Linked DNA regions of Homo sapiens: region 2 is linked to region 1. The links are chromatin loops, found by intact Hi-C in ENCODE. Cell type or tissue: PC-9. All regions are shown on one strand. Links, peaks and the distances in the headings refer to the core of each region. The heading gives the core; the rest is flanking DNA.

What was found. Peaks named below come from ENCODE experiments on the same cell type or tissue, not always from the same donor. Only the 100,000 strongest peaks of a DNase experiment are listed, where the experiment ranks them.
Region 2: it touches region 1 in a loop (7-fold over the local background); 2 of 110 quality-filtered maps call a loop at or near these places.

Annotation. Positions count from the first base shown.
Region 1 is chr7:141,648,307-141,651,223 of GRCh38, reverse strand. It overlaps AGK (acylglycerol kinase), which reads right to left. Exons shown (of 16, transcript NM_018238.4): 14 at 1,891-1,961. Among named protein-coding and RNA genes, the nearest start is that of DENND11, 52 kb to the left of the region's middle. In PC-9, for the core only: CTCF peaks have their summits at 924 and 1,128 (motif pointing right); a DNase peak (open chromatin) is centred at 1,113.
Region 2 is chr7:140,655,210-140,658,126 of GRCh38, reverse strand. LOC105375535 (a long non-coding RNA gene) reads right to left here. Exons shown (of 6, transcript XR_928047.3): 5 at 2,286-2,538. Among named protein-coding and RNA genes, the nearest start is that of DENND2A, 16 kb to the right of the region's middle. In PC-9, for the core only: no CTCF peak of the experiment used is centred there; a DNase peak (open chromatin) is centred at 1,396; H3K4me3 peaks cover 835 bases; H3K27ac peaks cover 1,100 bases.

The sequences.
Region 1 (2,917 bases), core at 104-2,603:
GTTAGTCTCAAATTTAAAAATTAGAATGAAATTCTTTAGGAAAAGTACTAAACGTCTGGTATTTGGTACTTCTTGTGATTACTTGAAGGATAAAATATTTTTACTTTAATGTAGATATTTCTTTTATGTATATGAACAACTAGTCTTAGAAGTTCTCTGATAACCCTTCCTATCTGTGGGTCCCACTCCCGTGGATTCAACCAACTGAGGATAGAGAATACATATTTTTGCACCTGTACTGAATCCGTACAGACTATCTTATCCCCTAGAGAATACAGGACAGCAACCATCCACATAGCATTTACATTATATTGAGTATTATAAGTAATCTAGAGATGATTTAGTGTGCATAGGGAGGACGTGCCTAAGTCTATGCAAATACCGTGCCACTATATAGAAGGGGCTTGACAACCTGTGGATTTTGGTATCTGAGGGAGGTCCTGGAACCAATACCCCAAGGATACCGTGGGATGACTGTATTTATAACGCGGTCTACTTGGCATACAATATCTACCTTGACTGAGTGACTATGGAGTAAAATTTCCAGCGCATATACAGACACACACTCCACCTCATGCAGATGTATCTTTTAGGCAGTGGAAATACAGTAAAAGCTAATCTAAGTAAATCAGTCCATTTATCATTTATTAACAACAGTAACTCTACAAAACGGTATCAGAGTTTTCTAACGCAGCTTCACTATGTTCTCTTCAGATATCCAGAGGAAACAGACATTACTTGATTTCACTTCCTGTAGAGAACAGAAGGACACTGGCTGCCACTGGTGCTAACAATGCAGAACATAGTGGCTTCGCCTAACCTTAGCAATAGAATTGGGGTCTCTATTTCTGGATACCAGTATCATAAAGGAGATTTGAATATTGCTGGTCTCACTGGCCAGACTGTCAATGAAGATTGTGTGATTTCTGGACATTCTGTAGAAGGAACAGGATTTTCCCTTCTTATAGATACAGCAAGAAAATCAAAGGCTGCAGAATCAGCTATTCAGTCTCTGAAGAATTTATGCCAAAGGCAAGAACAACAAACTTATGTGCCTGTGTAGATAATGAAGTAGCCATGGAGACCAGGCCGCTGCAGCAGAAATGTGTGATCCCTAAATGGGCACGAGAGGGAGCTCTGAGACAAAGCACAGAAAAGCGGAGCTGAGCAGATTACCAGTTGGCATGGGAACACACCAGCTCCTCAGATGCCCTGAAGGAGGATTTATAGTGTTCTTTACCAATAAAATTCTGGCAGAGGTAGGACTTAACAAATCACAGAACTTGGAAGGGTATTCTGTATTGGAAAAGGGAAAAAGGCCTGGGAAATGTCCAAGGTACTCAATACCTTTTCCAGTTTTTCATGAAGGCCCTGGGAATAGGAGGACATGGTGAACTGACATAAATAGTAATGGATACTGTGAAGTGCTTCAAAATATAAAAAGGCTTGACACACATTCTCTTACTCAAGGCTGAAAGCCAGTCCTGAGATCGGCAGAGATGATTATTTCATTCTGTAGACGGAAAGAATTCAGAGATGCTAAATGATCCGAGTCATGACGTCGGGTAAGTGGCAGAATCAAAATTTGCATTCAGCTCTTTGACCCTGAAACCAAAGTTCTTGACGCTGTGTCATGCTCCATTGAATTCTTTGGTTTCAATTGAAAAACAAAGACTGCTCTTACATTCTGATCCCCACAAAATGAACAGTGATGGCCAGCATAGGAGAGGGGCACTCTACATGTCAGCCCATAGGAAAGAAATAACATCGAAATTCCCAAACAAGACAAGGCTTTGGCTGGATTTCTGTCTTAGACTTCATGGGGCACTCTGAATAGTAAAATCTGAGAAAATCACAAGCCTCATTTCCTGTGAACCCCAGTCCACTTACCCTATAGTTATAAAGTCTCCTTTGCTGATGGTGTCAGGTTCAATGCAGATATTCAGAAAATCTTCTTTGCTCTAAAAAGGTTAAGAACACTAACGTCATTACTCTTAAAATTTGGCTAATGCAGCCTGTTGTCATCCTCAGCTTTGATGGTTCATAGTTTGAAGCTATATATAGATAGGGGACTCTACTTGTAGTGATTTAATTCCAAACCTATTTTCAATCTTTTTTTTTTTTTTTTTCACAAAGAGCTTTACTGAGGTATAATTTATAGAAAATTCATCTCCATTGCTTGGCTTTTTTTTTTACTACATAAGCAAACAAAACTCAGAGTGGGAGGTTCTGGACGTTCTGTCACTCACTAGTAATTATTAGCCGTTCTAGTCTCTAGGATTACTTCCCTTGCAGGCCAAGCTTTCAGCCCATCCCAGCAATCTCAGTGTTCACTGTACATGAGCTTCACATGACAGCATGGAATCGGCTGCTTGGTGTGGAGAGCCCAAGTGCCTGTGCTTCTTTAATGCTCTACATACAAATTTGGTGTGCAACCAGAGTTGGAAAACAGCAATCCGTTTATTCTATGGTAATGTTTAAAAACTTTCCATTTCCAGCCACAGAAAGCTCTGGATGATTTGAGCTACGACAAAATGGCTATCAAAACAGACTTGGTTCTTGGACCAGTTCCCATAATTTGCTACCAGTCAGTGACTAGCCATACAAACCTAGCCCTCTGTAAATCAATCCCACAACTTCTATGTCAGCTTCAAATAGAGGTCTTGTTTCTTTTGGGGTAGGTTCAAAATGTTCAGGCCCAGGATTTGAGGCCTCTGAGAGCCTTAAAGCCTTTGCCTAAGATTAAAGGGTAACTAACAAAGAACTCTCAACTAAGAATTACAAAACATAAAGTGGATGACTTTGAAAGTTCACCTTTTATTTAACTACTTACTGAGTGCCAGTCATGCACCATGAACCCACGGAGCTTGGGTTACACCAATGAACAAAACCCACATGACTTTCTGCCTACAAAGAA
Region 2 (2,917 bases), core at 311-2,810, 990 kb after region 1:
CACGTCCACTTCCTCATCCTCTCACATTGCTAGTGTCTCTCTCTATGAGGGCTGTTGCCAACAGATCGGCTTTCTTTTTAAGCCTCCGATCTGCTTCCTTCTTTGCCTCCTGGTCATGGTTAACATACACTTTGGTGGCTACTTCTTTTTGTTTGTTTGTTTTTTGAGACGGAGTCTCGCTCTGTCGCCCAGACTGGAGTGCAGTGGTGCGATCTCAGCTAACTGCAAGCTCTGCCTCCTAGGTTCACGCCATTCTCCTGCCTCAGCCTCCCGAGTATTTTTAGTAGAGACAGGGTTTCACCGTGTTAGCCAGGATGGTCTCAATCTCCTGACCTTGTGATCTGCCCGCCTCGGCCTCCCAAAGTGCTGGGATTACAGGTGTGATCCCACCTGTAATCCTCCACCCTCCTACTTATAGAAGTAGCCTGGTGGCTACTTCTATAAGCTGGGTGGCATTCATGCCTGCGAAACCTTCCAGTTTCTGAAGGTTTCGCTTTATGTCACCCTGGGCCTGTCCTACAAATGATATATTTACCATACGCTGATTTTCAAGAGCCTCAGGGTCAAATGGGGTGAAAAGCCAGTATATCTCAGAGTCTTTCATAAAACTGGCTAGGGCTCTCATCACTTTCCTGAAGCATCCCTGAGATCTTTTCTTATTGATTGCCCTTTTTCCACCATCTCTTAGCCCTTTCAGAAGTGTCTTCGGTACCTCTGCAAATGCTGAAGCTGGGTCGCATCTTCTGGGTCCCAGTTGGGATCTTGGTCTGGGAACTGGCCCTGAGCGTATGCCTGAGCATTCACTGCATCTGCTGGTGCATGGGCTTCTAGCCAGCGGAGAGTTGCTGGGTTACTCTCCTGCGGTCCTCAGTGTTAAACAGCGTGAGAAGAAGCTGCCTGCAGTCTGGCCAGGTTGGATTGTGTGTCAGAAAGATGGACTGCATCAGATCTACAAGAGCTTGGGGCTTCTCTGTATAGGAGGGAGTATGGTGTTTCCAGTTTAAGAGATTAGTGGTTGAAAAGGGCTCATAGATGAAAATCTGTTGCCCCCCTTGGACTTGGCCTTGGTCATCATAATAAATGGGTCCTCATGTCTCCCTGAGAGGCATTTACATGCTTGAGCACAGCCAGATCTGAGACACCCTGCTCGACTATCTTGATTTCCTTCCCTGGCCTCTCAAGGCTCTGATTCTTCCCTTTGGGGTGAAACTTGGGGTGTGCTAGCTCCTGAATTTGGTTCCTGGGGGGCTGTTGGCCTCAGTAAAGGGGGCCAGGCTGGGACATATGGAGGAGGAATCTCTGTTCCCTCTGGCAGCTCCTGCAAAACTGGCCTTTCTTGTTCCCTCTGGGACTTCCCCTTTAACTCTGTGTCTGTCGGCGAACCTGCTCTTACTTTCACTTCTGGCTCAGCTTGGGCCACAAGTGTTTTGCAATGAGCCACTAAACAGGGCTGGATCCAGGCTGGTCTTGTTTGTACTATATTTAACCATGAGTTAATGTAAGGAAATTGATCTGGATGCCCAGGCTGTCCTCCGACCCCTGTCACCACCCTAAATACACAGCCAATTATTTCCGTCTGTAGTTCCTTCGGTTGGCCATCCAACTCCAAAAGAAGTCCATTCTAGTTCACAGAGAGTTCTCAACCTTTGGGGGGTCAGCTTAACTCCATAATCCCCTGCAAAACCTTTCTTAAAGTTTTGTAACATGCACTCCAATGGAGTGGGTTTTGATGACTTTCCTCCTATTTCCTCCCTTTATGATGCAGCATACCCACTCTTCCTTTTGACTCAGACCAACCAGACCTTCTCCTATTATGGGAGTTTTCAGACACCACTTGGCTTTGGAGAGGTCCTTATTCCCACCACAATTCTGAGCTGTGGGGCAGCTCCTATTAGCCATATGTGGTTCGCCACTAGTCCAGGTTGGCCCCACACTTCGCTTGGAGCACACAGTCCACGCTAAGAGATCTGTGACTCCCCACATCACTCCCCACATTGGTTTCTCCAGGAACCATCTCTCACACACTTTCACACACCTCCCCATTCCCAGTTCCTGTGTTCCTAATTGGGATGGTGAGCCACTCTTGCCGCCTCCAGTTTCCTTTTCCTAACCAACTTAGCGAGCCACTCTCACATCCGGTGTCGGTTGGGATGTGAGTTTCATCCAAATTGGCGAGCTGTTCTTGCTGCCCCTAACCCGTCTGGGTCAGACTACCAGTTACACCCTGGGAAGGCTCCCCTTCTATCCTTATGAGACGGGTCCTGCCTTGGGCCCCAATACCTTACCGCAGTTCCTGAAGCACGCTGTTTCTGGAATTGTCCTGTAGCCCCTCTCAGGTTCTGTTGTGCTGCTGGGTAGGGGTGCTGGGTCACAGGAGAGCTGATTTCACCCCTCTAGGCTGAAGTTCTCCAGGTGGCACCTGGGGTCACAGGTCTCCCCAGGCCCGGGGCTCCAGCCCCATAGGGAAAGGAGACAGTAGATCTGCCGTCTCCACTCCTCCTGGCTGGCTCGCCAAGAAATGTTGCGGGATGCAGGGGACTAGACAAGTATGGGTGAATACAGGAGGATAATTATTTTAAGGTGTGCACCAGCTCAGTGGATTTATTTTTCCTTGAATTTCTGCCTCGATATTACCTAGATAAAGGTCGTCTTGTTTCTCTGACTACTTCATAAGACAAGCAAATTTTCACAAATTTAAAGGATACATTGTGGAAGGTCTGACTGAAAATAAGGCCCTTGTGGGCATCCTAGAAATTTATCTAGAATGGTGGCTCTCAAACTTTAGCATCCATCAGAATTAGTTGGAGCGCTGGCCCCACCCCATTGCTGACTTTTGTAGGTCTGGGGTGAGGCCCAAGAATGTGCATTTCTAACAGTTACTATATGATGCTGATGCTGTTGGTTTGGGGAAAACATT